Regions from separate parts of the Mus musculus genome. Here region 2 is linked to region 1. Evidence: chromatin loops called from intact Hi-C (ENCODE). Cell type or tissue: left cerebral cortex. All regions are shown on one strand.

Region 1 (8,000 bases):
CATCCGGGATGAATTAAGGAATTGACATCCTAGGAGAGTCTTTGAAGATGTACTCTGAGATCTGTACCCTTGCTGGGACAAGGACTGATATAACCAACCTCAGAGAACAGAGCAGTGTGCTCTCCTAAGCTGTGTCCTTACGGTGATGCCTGGAGGGCTACCGAAAACTAACCTAAGAACCCAAGGGATGAGGATGGGAGGACCTTCCTTAGTAAGAGTCTGGGTGGATGCTACTCCTCTTGTGCCAGCAATGACAGATCTCTTTGATGCCAGGACCGACCAGCATTCCCTGCACTTGGGGGGGGGGAGGGGCATTGTGGGAAGGCTGCTAGCTGTAACCCTCGAAGACAGCTTCCTATTCTGGTTTGTCAATCTTATCTGCTGATTGGAAGGGCAGCGGCAAAAGATGGGGACAAGGACAGTGTTGCGGTAATCCTCCAGCTCAAATATGCCCCGGCAATGAAAACACAACACAGTTCATATGATTACATGCTGTGCACCTAGATTGGGCAGATCTACCGCTGCACTATCATCTTCCACATCTATGAGACCCCTTAGAACTTTCGGTTTCTCCAGGGCATGTGCTTCTGCTCTGCTTTTCTTCTTCTTCCTCCTCCTCCTCTGTGTCCTCTCCCTCTACCATTTTCTCCTTCTTCTCTCTCTCCACCTTCTGCCCCACCTTCTCTTTATCTGCCCAATCCTCAACTCTCCTTTATTTTACAAATTAAGGTGGGAAGCAGGTTTACAGGAAACCACTTGAGTGCTGACTCATTCCTTGTTCACAACACCTCTCAGGAGAACAGAATTAACATCAAATATAATTAGCCCCAGGACAGTGTTAGGAAGATCACATGACTGGATAAGACTCAGGGAGGAGCTGATAAATAGAAGTGTAGACCAGACCATTCTGTACAGCAGAGTCTCATGCGGGCTCTTCGCCCCCAAATTTCCCAGCCTAGGGAGAGATATTCCCAACCCTCATCCACCTGGCCATATCAAATGTAGATGGTAGGGAACAGCAAGAGAGAAGCAGGTAAGATCTGGTTCTAGACCACAAGGGCCAGAGTGGAGGCACATGGCTCTTCCTATACTGGACGCAGGTCTTTAGCATAAGAAAACCCCACCACTCACTCAGCTTCCAACTACTCCCCCAAACCAGGTAAGTCACGACCCTATGACACCTCAGAAGAGGGAGGAAGGGCAAGCCTGGGCTAGGAGGCAGCAGACACACGTAATAGGAAATGACTGGTGGCAAATTAGCAGACAGAAAACTCCTTTTTACCTGAGTACAGTAGCATAGACCTGGAGGGACACTTGAGGATTGGAGACTGGAGGATTGAGAGTTGCAGCGCAACCTAAACTACATAGTAAGCTCCAACCCAGCTGGGCTATCTAGATCAAGACTTAAAAAATCAATCAAAACAAAATGAAAAATAACTCTCATTTTTGAGCCAGCCAACAAATCAATCAACCTACGAGACTGTTAATGACATGCGGTGTTGGCATCCTTATTTAAACAGCAAAGAAAGTTGGCACACTTGACTCAAAGATGCTCAACTCTGGTTATGCAGGAAAGTCACGAGTGGAGATTCTACAAAGATCTGCATGGCCAGGGACTTGGTCCAAACCTTTGACTAAGACTCCCTAGAGGCTGTGGAGATGGCTCCCCAGAGAGCACGTGCCTTGCAAACACTAGGACCTGAGTTTGATCCCAGAGTGCAGGTGAAGATACTGGGCATTGTGGAGCACACTTCTAATCCCAGGGTTGGCAGCAGAGACAGGAGCCCCCTGTGCTAGGTGGCCAGATAGCCTTACCTAAGTGGTGATCTCTGGGCCAATAAGACCCTTTCTCTAAGGTGAATAGTGTTCCTCAGAATGACAAAGATAGCTTTATAACTCCATAAGACCAAAAAAGAAAAAGACAAAGAAATGATTTTCCAAGAATAGATGCCATTTGTCTTTCAACATCTTGTTCCTGGGGCCCACACAGCCAGTGCCCTGTTCCCCTAGTGGTTTTGTTTTGCCTTTTTATGACATTGGTCACCCCTGAACCATTGACCACTTAGTGATCGGTTGCCTGCATGTCCTGACAGTCCCTCTGTCCAGCACACTTAACTACTCCTGGTCTCCTCATTTTGGTGGATGGAGCTGGGCTCAGGCCTCCCACGACCTTTGATGGACAGCCTGCCTATCTAGCAAGTAGCTTCCCAAGAAGAATCCGAGTACATGTTGATGGTATCTATGGGTTGGAACTTCTGGGTGAACTTTAGATTCAGGATTGCTGGGTTCAAGAGTAAAGCTATATCTAACTCATCGAAGGCTGTCAAATTCTGCCATGGAGCCACCAACAAAGTCCAAGAATGACAGGTTTTCCAGAGGGATTAGAATTTTAGATTTCTGATAACTTCACAGATGGAAGAAAGCCTGGGAGAGTCTTTTTCATGCATATGCAAGTACACGTGGAGGTGCTCGGAAGTTGGAGGCTAACCATGGTCTGTGAGGGACAGCGGCACTAGGCTTCCCTGAAGGTATCTTCCATATATATGTATATATATGTATGCATACATATATGTATATATATGTATGCATATATGTGTGTATTAAATATATATTATATAATTATTACATAATAATATTACATAATATATGTAAATAAATATATATGTTAAATATATATTTAACTTTTGAAACCTATGAATGTTTACATGTTTGAAAAACTGAACTAAACCTACAGAAAACAAGAAACTCTGAAGTTGAAAATAAGCCCCTCCCTCATCAAATTAATGCCTAGCCATGTGTCAGATTAACAACACAAGTGCACGACAGCATCCTGGTTTTACATAGCTTTATAACCTTTTCCTCCCTCCCTCCCTCTCTCTCTCTCTCTTTCTTTCTTTCTTGACAATGTTTATCTGTGTAGCCCTAGCTGTCCTGGAACTCACTCTGTAGACCAGGCTGGCCTCGAACTCAGAAATCTGCTTGTCTCTGCCTCCCAAGTGCTGGGATTAAAGGCGTGCGCCACCACTGCCTGGCTCATAGCTTTATTAACCTTATAAGAACAAAAGAGAAAGAGGTAAATGAGTTCCATAGGATGCTTTTGTTGTTGTTAGCAGTCGTAACTTTTATTTATACTTAGTGTAGTGGGGCAGGGGCAGAGCAACCACCTTAATGTCAGTGTGGTGAGAAGCCACGTGGTTGCTTGGCAACAGACTGTCCCAGATCCTTTCCTCATCAGTAGGTGTACATCCTCCGTCTACGCGCAGCTGTGCCAAGACAAAGGCAAGACGAGGTCGAATTAATTCTGGGATTTGACTCAGAAATATCAACACAGACGCGTGCTTATGAATATGCACTTCCCAGGCCTGTCTACCGAAATGCCCGGTAAATCCAGGAGCCAAGGTCACCTATGTTTCTGAACATTTTCTCCACGGAGGGCAAGGAAGTACCTTGGAAAGGGAGTGGGCCTACACTGGAGATGAGAAAGGGGCATTCCAAGAAGCTGGGAACCCATCCACAGTGTTATTAAAGCTGGCTGGGGTGGGGGTGGGGCAGAGGTAGGGAGTGGGGGCGGGGTCCTACCAGCCAAGTTTGAGCTGATTTCAGCATCAAGGGCAACCTAGTACTCTGAGAAGAAAGCTATAAGGAGGATGGAGACCAGGAAGCATGGCCGAGGGTCCAAAAGTCCTGACAGCAATGCAGCACTCTTCATCGTGGAGAGGGAGACAATAATCCCAGCAGCGCTCTGTTCACAGTTATCATAGAATGATGAACAACAGAAGCAGAAGGAGCAACGTTCTAAACTGCTAACAAAATGAGAATGACTGTGAAATGCGCTTGGATAGTTGGGATATATCACAGTGGGACACGGTGGAATAAATCTAAACTTGCAGACAAGGAAGAGTGTAAAATATAATAGCATGACATAATAATAGCATTAAAAAAAACGTACTCTTAAGTAAAGGTGATGCATAGGAAGATAAATAAAACATAATAACAATGACAAATCTTCTGTGTGTGAAATTACCATCTGTTTTTCCATTTGATTCTCTGATTTCTATAAAGAAAATAACATTTTCTAAAACGTACATACTACAATTTAAATTTGTAAGAGGGAAAAACTTGGAACTGGATGCAGGAAGGCATTACCGGGAGTAGAAGGCATTACATTAAAATCTGGGACTATGGAATGGCTTTCTTTGGGAGAAGTGTGAGCTCAGGTGGAGGAGGATCACCAGAACAGCCTGAAACAAGAGCAGGGCAGGGAGATATGGTACAGCAGCGCCACTCAGTGGACATCTCTGGGGCTGCATGTGTTGAGATTTTCCTGTTTTGTTATTATCCCAAGACCTGGGTACAGGAGGGTAGGCTAGGTAAGAATTAGCTGCGTGGGGCCACCATCCAGCATCCTTCCAGCACATGGGTAAAGTGCCCAAGTGGGTTTGGGAGCATAAGTTTGAGACTGGTCAAGCTGAGGCAGGGGATGAGGCAACCAGAGGTGAAGGGTCTCCAGTGGATCCTTCTAAGGGTTATATAAGAGAGCAGTTTCCATCTAAGGCAAACCCCATTTCTGGGACATCCCTCTGAGGCAGCCAGTACTGTCTCCTGCCTCTCAGTCTGCACTAGGAAACTAAAGTGCACTTGTAAGTCAAAGCACACAGTGGTAGAATCAAGACGCAACCTAAGCCCATTTATAAGAGAAAGCAAGCAAAATTTGCCAAAGTCTGGCTTATTTTGCTCGATGTAATGATTGCTGCTGGTCTCACCCACTTTCTTGAAAAAGATATAATTTTATTCTTTGTGGATGAATAAAACCCTGTATGCTGATTCTATGACTTGCCTTTTGTGAGTTGTGTTGCAACATAGGTTTGTAGGACTCTCTCTGATATACCGGCTTAGACTCTTGCGTATGGCCTCGGGAGAGGCACAGCTGGCTCAAGGCAGTTCTACTTTAGTTTGGGGGGAAGCTTCCTATGGGTTTCCGCGTAGCTTCACTAATCTGCAATTTCAACAGCGGTGTACAAGGTCCCTCCCCCTCCTGCCTTACCATCACCAGTCACTGATAGGTACAGAATGAAATCTTAATGCAATTCTGGCTTACAATTCCCTGATAGTTATGAACATTCAACATTTTATATGAGTTCCTAGGCACTGCACTTTGAAAACTGACTGCTCGATGCATTCACTGGTTAATTTGGCTTTTTTTGTTGTTTTGTTTTGCTTTGCTTTGTTTTTTTCGAGACAGGGTTTCTCTGTGTAGCCTTGGCTGTCCTGGAACTCACTCTGTAGACCAGGCTTGTCTCGAACTCAGAAATCCGCCTACCTCTGCCTCCCAAGTGCTGGGATTAAAGGCGTGGGCCACCACCACCCGGCTTTAATTTGGATTATTTAATATTTATTTTTGATGCTTTTTTTCAGTTACTTATATATTACATATATATTAATCCCATAGTGGATGCTTTCTCCCATTCTGAAGGCTCTCTGTTAATTCTGTTAACTTTGGTTTTTGCTCTGGATAATCTATTTTTAATTTCATGCAGATCTGCTTTAATTTCTGGAGACGTTGGAGTCCTATTTGGGAAGTTTGTGCTTATGTGTCAAGGTGTTTCCACCTAGTGGTCTCATAGTAAAGTCTTCGATCTGCTTTGAGTTGGCTTTTGTAGACTGAGAGATAGGTGTCTAATTTCATTCCGTTGCCTGAGGATATTCTGTTGTCTGAGCGCTGCTCTCTGAAGAAGCCGTCTCTCCTCTAGGTGCTTTTGCACCTTTGCCAAAAGCCAGGTGTCTTCATCTGAGAGGCTTCTTCTGGGTCTTCTGTTCTCCTCCTTGGATCTGTGTGGCTGTTCCAGTCTGCACTGTACAGATTTTGATACCGTGACTGTGTAGTGCAATTTAAAATCCGGTCTTACGACGCTTCTAACACAGCTCTCTGTCGGGATTGTTTTGGCTGTTTGTGATGCTTCTATGTGAGTTATATGACTGTTTCTTTATACTTGTAAAGAACATTATTAGTAGTATTTTGATAAAGGTTGCATTGAATCAGTACATTGTTTTAGGAGTACATCCATTGTCGCAATATTTATTCTGCATATTCACGGATGTGGAGTCTTTCTATTCATTATTGGTATATACAATACCTACTGGTTTTTGTATGCTGATTTTCTATGGTGCTGGTCATTATAACATAGTCTCAGAACATTCTGGATTTTGCTTTCCATAAAGAGTATATGAAGACCTTCAAGCCAGGGCTAGGACTTGACCCTGATCCAGGAATCTGGGGCACTTCCAAAAGAGAAGGTTTACAATGGGACCAGGACTAACTAAGATACTAAAAATGTTTATCTCCATGTCCCTAGTCCAGTCACACCACAGTAACTCAGCCACTGCTATCCTGCTCCTGCCTCTCAGCTCTGCCTAAGTTCACACAAACTCAAGGTGGATACCATGTTAGCTTCTCCATGTAGGGGTCCATGATAAGCTTCACAGAAACCATATTTTTCATGCCTTACTTGATTTAAAACAACAACAACAACAACAACAACAACAACAACAACAAAGGAGCTATGAAGAAAGGAACCTGGGGGAGGGGTGTTGTTAGAGGGAGGAGTGAGAGGTGGGTATGATGAAGATATATTGTACACACGTGGTGGTTTGAATAAGCATACCCCCAATAGACTCATATTTGCACACTTAGTCTCTAGTTGATGGACTGTTTGGAAGGATTAGGCGGTATGGCTTTGTTGGAGTAAGTGTATTCTTGTTGGAAGAGGTGCATTCCTGGGGGAGGGCTTTGAGGTTTTAAAAGTCCATGCCAGGCCCACTGTCCCTCTCTCTGCAGCTGTCTGTGGCTTAGGATGAAGCGCTCAGCTACTTCTCCAGCACTATCCCTGCCATGATGGTGATGGACTAACTCTCTAAAACCCAAAGCCAGCCCCAATCACACACTTTCTTCTATAAGAATTGCCCTGGCCTTGGTGTCTCTGCACAGCAACAGAAGAATAAGGCAATGCAAATGTGAAACTTTCAAAGGATTAAAAAAAAAAAGACAGAAAAAGGAAAATCCAACCAATAAACTGACTCCAGACATGTAAGCTTTGGTTCATAAATATAAACAACACAAAATCCAAAGTGACCTGTCTCCTCCAAAAATTACCACTGCCACCTCAATGGCTTCTAATGAGGACCACTAGGAAGAACTTCCAGAAAAAAAGTTCAAAAGGACACACATAAATGCATTCAAATAACTCATAATAGACATGGATGTACTAAAAAAACCAAACAAACCCAAAAACAAAAAAAATCAATCAAACAAACAAAACCAATACAAATAGTTGAATGAAATAAAGAAGAGATTTTTAAAAACGAATGAGCTAGGACTTTGGGACTTTGGGGGGTACCTTGAAAAGGCCAAATCATCAGAGAAGAAAAGTTCTCAACTCTAGGGGAAGAGATCCCCTTCCAGGTACAGGACACAGATGAAATGTAAAATATACAAGAGAAGAAAAATCTCTTCACAGCATATTGTAGTTAAAACCCTAAGAATATAGAATAAGAAAAGCACATTAAAAACTGAGAGAGAGGAGGGCTGAGTCATGCATAAAAGCAGGCCAACACAAATAAAAGCTAATTCTCTGATAGACACTTTTAATGCCAGGAGGAAAGATGGTTTTCAAGTTCTCAATGACCACAAGTGGTAATCAGGATATTATACCTAGCAAGGCACTCCATCATAATTAGAGGATAGATAAATATTTTCCACGATAAGAACAGATCAAAGGAATTTACAACAGCTAAGCCATCTGTACAGAGAGCACTGGATGGAATGTGCTATACTGAGAAGGATATACACACTTAAGAGGTTACAGGAGAAGAAAAAACAAACAACAGAGCCAGAACAGTAACAGAAAGACATCTGAGAAAATGCCACAAGAACAGGAAAAAGTGACAAGAATAAATACACATCTTTCCATAACAACTCTGATTATTATTGATACAAATTCCCC
Region 2 (8,000 bases), 61 kb before region 1:
TTCATACATTGAAATACCGTGATGTATTAAGTGCTTAGTGAGAGCCCAGAACAGTGCTAAGTAAGTAACAGTTTGGAGTTCTTAAGAACTGGAAGAAGAAAGTGGGATGAGGTGAGGTACCCCAGACCTGTGTGTGCCTCTGAGATCCCAGGTTCTCAGATGCTTAGACCCTAAGCGTTCTGGGCTTCGGTGGCTCCCCAGCTTTCCAGCCAAGAGCTCCAGCTTGTCTCCTCACTGCACTCCTATCTTTTTCTTTCTGAGAAGGCTTTCAGAACCAGAACTGACACCCAGATATCCCCTCCCTACACAGAAACGAGAAGCCCTTTGCAGCTTCTATAGAGACCAGTACTTGGTGCTTTTCCAGAGTGAAGCAGAAAGTTGCTGCAGTGTCCTGAGCTTGGAAGCCTGCCAGAATTATCCCAGTTGAGAACCTGCCAGTGTGATGAGTGTCCCTAGAACCTCTTACGAAGCTGCTGCCCTGCCGTACTGGGTCCTGGACCATGAAGTTTATGTCTGGACCCCTGTGGGGGGGAGGCGGGATGCTCTGGCTTCCCAATAAGAGAAGTTAGGGTAAAAATCTTTACATGGGGTTTAAACTCAAGCTGGGTTTCCTTAGAGACCTTGCTCCCAGCTATGGGTCCTAGCTTGCTTTTCTTTTTCATACCACAACCCCTCTCCTTCCCTTCCCACCCATCCCTAACCCAGTCTCTCTCCCTCTCCTCCCCTGGAAGCAACCTTTGGAATTCAGGCTGCACAGATACTTGCTGAATCAGCAGTACCAACTGCTGTGCCTCTTTCTTGGGTTGGGGCCAAGAGGGACCTGTGCCAGGATGGTTCTGTGGGGCCCTGTGGTGTTGCCCACACAATGTGGGAAGAGATGGGGGGGGGGAAGGAAGATGGATGCATGGGCTGGGGAATGGCTTGAGCCTCAAAAGCTGTGGGGGTGTTGTTGTTTGTTTGTTTCTGAATTAAAGGGGGCAGAAGGAGGTTTGGTCTGGACCTTTGCAAAGGTCTGGCATGCAAATTTTGTAAATCTGCTCTTTATCAGATTCCAGGAGTGAATAAAAGGTTTCACTCCCTCCTCAAGTGAGCCTTCCTCGGACCCCACTTTCTAACTAGTGTGTTTGGAATCCTCTGGCTAGTGATGGCAGCAAATGGACAGGAGAGGAGTGAGCTATGGCAACAAGGCATGTCTAGGCTCAAGACATGCTGAGACTGCCCCTACCCACTGACATGACTCAGGCAGGGACGCTCTGTCAGAGAGAGGAGTGATGTCTGCGTGTAACACAGATGTATCCCAGGACTGAATCTGATAGACAGTTTCATTTCTGGCTATCTTTGGCTCTTACTATTTTCTGACACAAGCCCTCACCTCTAGCCAAGAAACCCTTCCCTCTGGTTCCAAATCTCTGCGTATGCCCATTCTTTTTACTCTATAATATTCAGAGAGTAGATGGCTCTAGACGGCTGCAGTATGCTTACACTTGCTTAAACATTTCTAGATGTGCCTTGTTATATGTCATGTAAGGCCCACTTCCTTCCTTCCTGTCTTTCCACAGCGCAGAATTCAGGCTTTTAAAGAGACAGAACACCTGATACATTTAGCTCACTGATAGAACTCCACACTCTGGAGAGCTTTCAGGGTGAGCCAGTCAGACACTTGCCACCTTCAGGAAGACCACCCTCACTCAACAGTAGAGATATCTGCTCCAGTCAGCATCCTAGTCAACTCCCGCTAAAAGGCATCTGCATAAATCATTGCGCTGTCCCCAGGCCCTGGGCAGTATGATGCTAAAGAACTCTAGAGATGACTGAAGATGTGTTTCATGTGGTGCTAGGGGGTGGAGCTCAGTGCTAGAACATGTGCTTAGCATGTTCAAAGCCATGGGCATGATCTTTATTAGGAGAAAAACAAGGGGGGGGGAACATTCAAGAAAAGAGGGGGGAAAGACGAGAAGGAGGAAAGTAATGAAGGAGGGAAGGATGCTCCAGGAGGGTAAGGGAGGAAAAGTCGAAGCCATAGTAAGTACTAAGGGCACTTAGACTTCCACACTGAGTCAGGAAGTACAGAGAAAATGGTGAATTTGAAGCATGACGCCCAAACCTTACCTCGATGTGATTAATCACCTGCTTCTGGGGCTGGGGACACAGAGAAGCCCTGGGATCCTAACTAAGCAGTGATTGAGTAGGTGGGCAAATATGCTGTAATGGAAGCCATGGTCACAAAGGCAGCTTCTATAGCAAGGGGTCTTTTCCAGGTCAGGCTGAGACCTGGCTCCAGCCAGGAAAAAGATAATAATCAATTCCGTAGATGCTGTGAGCCTTGATTGGAAAAAAAAAACAAAGAGGAAGAAGCTATGCTTGCTGCTTCCATTAAATAGCATAAACATTGGGGCTTGCGCTAGCAGGAGCGGGAAGCAGGCAGAGAAAGGACGCTAACCCCTAGGGCTTCTGTAATATGGCTGTACTCACCCGCCTCCACACTGCTGCTTTCTTAGCTTGGATCCCAAGGCCAACTCCTTTGTGTGTCCCCCAGCTGAAGGAGGGAGAGAGGCCAGGCTGCACACTAATCCCTATCAGATGGCCACTAAATGATCTATCATTTCTCAGCTCCTGAGCTCCTGTGCTCCTTCCCAGAGTTGGGAAAGAAGAGGACTTGAAGGAGAGAGCCGACTGTGTGGCTGGCAATGTGTGTGTGTGTGTGTGTGTGTGTGTGTGTGTGTGTGTGTGTGTGTGTGTGTGTACGGTATCTAACAGTGTTTACCCATCTGTAGTCACCTATATAGACCTACATTCTCCTTTTGTAATGAGGACAGAGAGGAATAAGCAAAGCTTTGCAGGAAACTTGTGATCTGAAGACCTTCCTGTTCCATCTCTTCCCTCTCTGCACAATAGGGAACTGACTTAGCAGAAGCATGGGATAGGACCAGGTGGGGCTCAGGGGCACTGGTCCAGGTGGGGCTCAGGGGCACTGGCTGCTGGTCCTGGTCCCTTCCTTCACCCTATACATGGAGGTCTCTCTCTACCTGCTGGATCCATCTATCCTTGCCCCATGGGCTAAGGAATTCCCAAAGGATAAACATCCATGAGGCCATGGGTAGAGGACAGAGTGAGCTAAATTAATGAGCCACAGTGATTCACTCCTGAGTTCTATGGGGGAGATGTTGCTTGAAGTCAGGCAAAAACATGGGAGAGAAATATCATTCCAGGGACCTCCAGCCATCCGAGGTGTGCTTTACTTCACAAAGAAGGGAAGAAAGTTGAAGGGAAGTAAGGTAACTATGTGCTCACTCTTGATGTTTCTGGGTATCTAGGCCTGAAAAAGGCTGGAGACTCCAGAGAAGCTAATGTTACGATAAACCCCTTAGTGCCTAGTAACATGTTCACAGCATCTTCCATTGCCTTCCACCATGCTGGTTGGTTCTTATTTTTGGTCCATGGGAAGCAGAAACAGGGTAGGGAAGACAGAGTTCAAGGATGTCACATGGTATTGACATGTGAGGCCCGAGAGGAATCCAGGTGATTCCTCAACCTCTGGACTCCTAGCAGGAACATCTGTATAGAAGGCATGGGCTCTCTGGGACCCTTTGGGGGCCACAGAGAAGTCTTTCTCCAAGAACAAGATCAGTCATCAATTCTTATCAATCACAGCTTCCCAACAAGTTGCAAAGACACTGAGGCTGTAATAGGAGAGAAAGAGGATACCAGATATAATGAGGAGAGAATTCAAGTGAAGAATTCTAAGTGTCAGGCCTCTATGGCTGCCCCCATGGTAGTGGGGTGGAATTGTTCCCTCTGTTGGGGGAAAAGGCTATATAATATCGTGGAAGAATGTTGCCTTTAGCTGAGTTGTGGACATTGAGGAAAACCCAACTCTCTGGTTTTCAGACCAAGGGGGGAAAAAAAAGACAGCCATAAAACTGAAAGACAAATAGGCCACGGAGGATTTTTTTGGGTCTTGAATCAGATGCTTCAGGTCTATCAAGCCAGGTCATCCCTGAGCTTCTGTGCTTCTGTCCAAACCTACCCTGTGATCAAGCATGCCTACTTCACCTTTTAAACTCCACTTTGATGGGAGAGGAAAGTGAGGTAGGGGGCAGAGAAGAGGTGAGCTTTTAAGTGATGCAGCCAGTCTTCACAAGTGTCTTCCAGACATAAAGCACATGCAAATAGAGATGAGGCACTCGGCGGCTCTCCTCACTTGCCCCTCCCTCTCCTGTAGCATCACACCATGAAGGCCACTGCTAACCAGGTACTGATTGCCACGGGGCTGTTCTTCTCTCGCCTGTCTAAAAAGAAGCAATACTGACAGCATCGCCAGGCTCTTTCAATACAGAGGAGAAAACGTTCCAGCCCCCTTTATCTCATCCTCCCACATTCCTATACCATGGACCTCACAAGTGAAAAGAAATCTTGAGGCCCTAGACTCTGCGTGGGGACAATTAATATTTCTCCTGGAATCCAAGATGAGGTTTCCTAATAACCAAAGGGAAACAAGGCTTGCCATAAGAGGCCACCACAGAGATTTATAGAGGCATTACATTCAAGAAACTGCTTTCCAGCTGTCTCTGATCTCATTGTTCTCTTCCCATGATTTGAACCCAGATAAGCTTCTGAGTCAGTGGAGAGCTCCAGCCAGGTGAGTCCTCAAGCTGAAACAGAGACATCCAGGAGTCTGGAGGGTTGTTTCTGCGTATGCCTTGGCACTATAGAGGCTCAGCATAAAGATGTTCACTTGGGTCAGAAGGGAGAAAGCTTTCCCAAGTGAGCCACTCCTGGCTCTGACTCCCACTGCATCAGATAAAGAGCCAGCTCCTTCCCCTGGGCAGCGCTGTCTCCCACCATTCATCTTCCTGTATCCAGCTCCCCTGCCTGTTCCCGTTCCCCCCCCACCTCCTGTCCTTTGCTTTATCCTACCCACTCTAATCCTTGCTGCTGGACCCCAGCCCCTATAAAGCGCTTAAACTTCCTGATCAAGTCTGTTTTGGTGTCTCACTCTTTATTTAAACAGTTGTACTATGCAAACTCACTTCCGAATTTTTCCTAGCTTAAATCCTTCAATGGTCCCCTGCTTTGGCTTAATTTTTTTGCCCCCAACTTCCTCCCAATTTTATCTCCCTTAATTTCTGGAAGTTATCATTATCCCCAACCAGTTAAAGCCCATTCCTCTCATTTTTTGCTCCAAAGATGGTCCAAATACTTCCTTTGGCTCCAACCACCACAGACCTTCCAACGCGGATCTCAAGCCCTCCTTTGCGGGACTCTCCTTGACACATTTTTTTACCCAAGGCATTTTTGCCCGCTTCACTTCACAGTGCTCAAGTCCTTCACTCTTACACACAGATTTCCCATTTCCTCACACCCACTTGCTTCTCCCACCTCCTTGTCCCCACTCACTCGGGTCTCCTGCTCAGGACGCCCTTGCCGAGGGCGGCGGGGGATGCGTGTTGAAGCAGGGCTCCCGCGGCAGCACAACAACTCGAGGGACGCTCCTTCTCCTTGTCAGCTATGGCCCCGGGTGCCACCGGGTGCTGGTGGGGCGACTGAGGAGTCTGAACCCTGCTGCTGGGTGCAGGTTGGGGCTGCGCCAGGAGCTGACCGTGGTGCTGAAGCGGCGGCTCCGGTGAAGCGGGTATGAGCTGTCCGTGGTCCTGAAGCGGTTCCTGGGCCGCAGCGGCGGCCGGAGCAGTGACTGCAGGAGCAGGCAGTGGGGCAGACGGCGGCGGGGGAACCAGCCCAGGCGGAGGCTGGGCTTGCAGCAACTGCTGGTGTTCCCACAGGCTGCGGTTCTCCGCGCTCAGCTCGTCTAGACGCCGCTCCAGCTCATCGATGCGCTGGCGCTGGGTATGGATGAGGCTTTGCTGGTTCTGCACGATGGCCGTGAGCTCCTTGAGGTAGAGCACGGCGCGCACCGGGTTCTCCAGCAGGCTCTCCATGCCGCCCGCCGCCGCCTGCGCCCTGCCTGCGCCTAGGCGGGCGGCGGGGAGCGTGAGCGCGCAGGAGCCCAGCAGCCCAGCAGCTCTGGCGGTCGGTGGCCTCCCTCCCTCTCTCTCCCTCCCCTTCCCGCCGTCGCCTGCGCGTCACCGCCACACAGGCATTCGCACACGCACTGAGGGGCGGACCGGCGCCAGGGCCCACCTCCCACCTCTGGGCTTCGTGAGGAACCCTGCTTCCCGCGGGGGCGTAGGAGAGGCGGGTGGGGATGGGGAGCAGAGGGGAAGAGGCTGGGTCGAGCAAAATACTCTATGAAAATCCAGGATGGAGATCAGTCCTACCAGGGAAGAAGGAAGAGCCAACCCAAGCAGAAGCGCTGGGAAAGTGCTATAGAACTAAGACAAAAAGGAAGCCGCCAGAGAAAGATGAAGAATAAAGGAAGCTGCCAAAGACATAGAGAAGTACAGGCACCCAGCTCTAAAAGGTCACAGTCACGTTTTCCTGTATCTAGGCACCTCAGAGGCAGGGCCCATTTTTAAGACCTTCTAGGGAGGAGACACACCTGCCTTTTTGATGCTCAACAATTTGCTCTGTAGGATGTCCGTGAACAGTTATGAGACCCTAGAGAACAAGGCGTGTGTCTGTTGCTTAGTTCTGGCGGGGGTAAGTTAAGGCAGGAAGGCTGCACATGCAGGGATTTTTCTCTGGAAATGAGATCTCATGGCTCTTTGGACCTCTCTGACAGGAACAGAAACCAAATAGAACCTCTGAGGTTCCCGCTTCCAGAACCTTCTGAAGCAACCATTCTTTTTGACAGTTAGGAAGCACATGCAATTAGTAAATACTGGACTAGGAGATGATATAATAAAAACTACCAGGATGGATTTGTTGGCTTCTTGTAGCTTATAAGCAGTGGATCAAAGACTTAATAATTAATTTTGAAAGGTGGGAGTAAGACAGAGCTGTGATCAGAGTGTTGTAGGAGTCACCAGTCTGGGGATCTCCGGAATGCTTCTTGGAAGAATTAACATTTGAGGAGGGAGGGGTTTTCCTGGAAGCTCAGAGACATGAATCAACATGGAATTATCTGTTAATTTTTCAGTTTTTGCACATAACATCCACTAGATGCAGCATTATACTAGGTCAGCCAGGAGGAAAATTAAGGCAGGAAGGCTGCTAGGGCTAGATTTTTCTCTAGAAATGAGGTCTCAGGGTATTTGGAGTAATAATTCATATGCAACAGTGTGCGCTCATTCTGACTACACAGCTCCGTGGATTTTGACAGTATACACCCGATCGCTCATCACTACAAACAAAAAAACTGTTACGTGTAATAAGCACCCCTCTGCTCTGTTCAACTTCTTGTCCCCAGCCCCAGCTAAGCACTCATCTGCTTCCTCTAAACACACATTAGTTTTGCCTGTTGTGGAATCTAATATTAACGAAGTCACATAATGTATACTTGCTTGTGTCTGATATGTATGTGGTCCCTCCATTCCGTTACAAATACCATTAATTTCTTTTTTATTTTGGAGTGGTATCAACAACAGACATAGCATAGTTTTTTTTTTTTTCTTCCTTTATTTGCTGATGCTGTTGGTGGACATTTTTGTTGTTTAGCACTTTTTTCTTTTTTTGCAGGTGCAAGCTGACAAGTGACTCACTGTTGTTCTGAAGCTGAGCTCGGAGACAGCTTTTGGTTCTCTCTCTCTCTCTCTCTCTCTCTCTCTCTCTCTCGTTCACTGCAGTCTTTATTGGTTACACACTTCCTTGTTATACAATGATACATAATCAAAAGCCTTTTTATTATTTTCCTCAGACTCATTATTTTTCCTGAAAAACCCCACATAACTATTTCAGCAGAAAGCACTATGCACACATGAAGTCACAGTCCAGCATCTGCACAAGCAAGTTATACAATAACTCTTAACTCTCAGAAAGAAATAAACCTCGGAATCACAGGCCATCCAGGCATGAACTTGCAGTTACAGAATTACATGAGAGCAGAGAAGTAGCGCTTTTATTTTAAGAAAGAAAAGTTCACTGAGCTCACTGCACAGGGAAAA

The links. A loop is a pair of places that touch in the nucleus more often than their neighbours do. Peaks named below come from ENCODE experiments on the same cell type or tissue, not always from the same donor. Only the 100,000 strongest peaks of a DNase experiment are listed, where the experiment ranks them.
Region 2: a loop joins it to region 1, with 4 times the contacts of the local background. A loop is called at or near these places in 3 of 42 quality-filtered maps.

The regions. Positions count from the first base shown.
Region 1 is chr6:121,528,791-121,536,790 of GRCm38, forward strand. No RefSeq gene overlaps it. Among named protein-coding and RNA genes, the nearest start is that of Iqsec3, 59 kb to the left of the region's middle. In left cerebral cortex, a CTCF peak has its summit at 4,285; DNase peaks (open chromatin) are centred at 3,242 and 4,283.
Region 2 is chr6:121,467,628-121,475,627 of GRCm38, forward strand. It overlaps Iqsec3 (IQ motif and Sec7 domain 3), which reads right to left and starts at 6,051. Exons shown (of 14, transcript NM_001033354.3): 1 at 5,398-6,051. The coding sequence starts at 5,936. In left cerebral cortex, no CTCF peak of the experiment used is centred here; DNase peaks (open chromatin) are centred at 344, 808, 1,307, 1,592 and 4 more places; H3K4me3 peaks cover 2,785 bases; H3K27ac peaks cover 2,477 bases.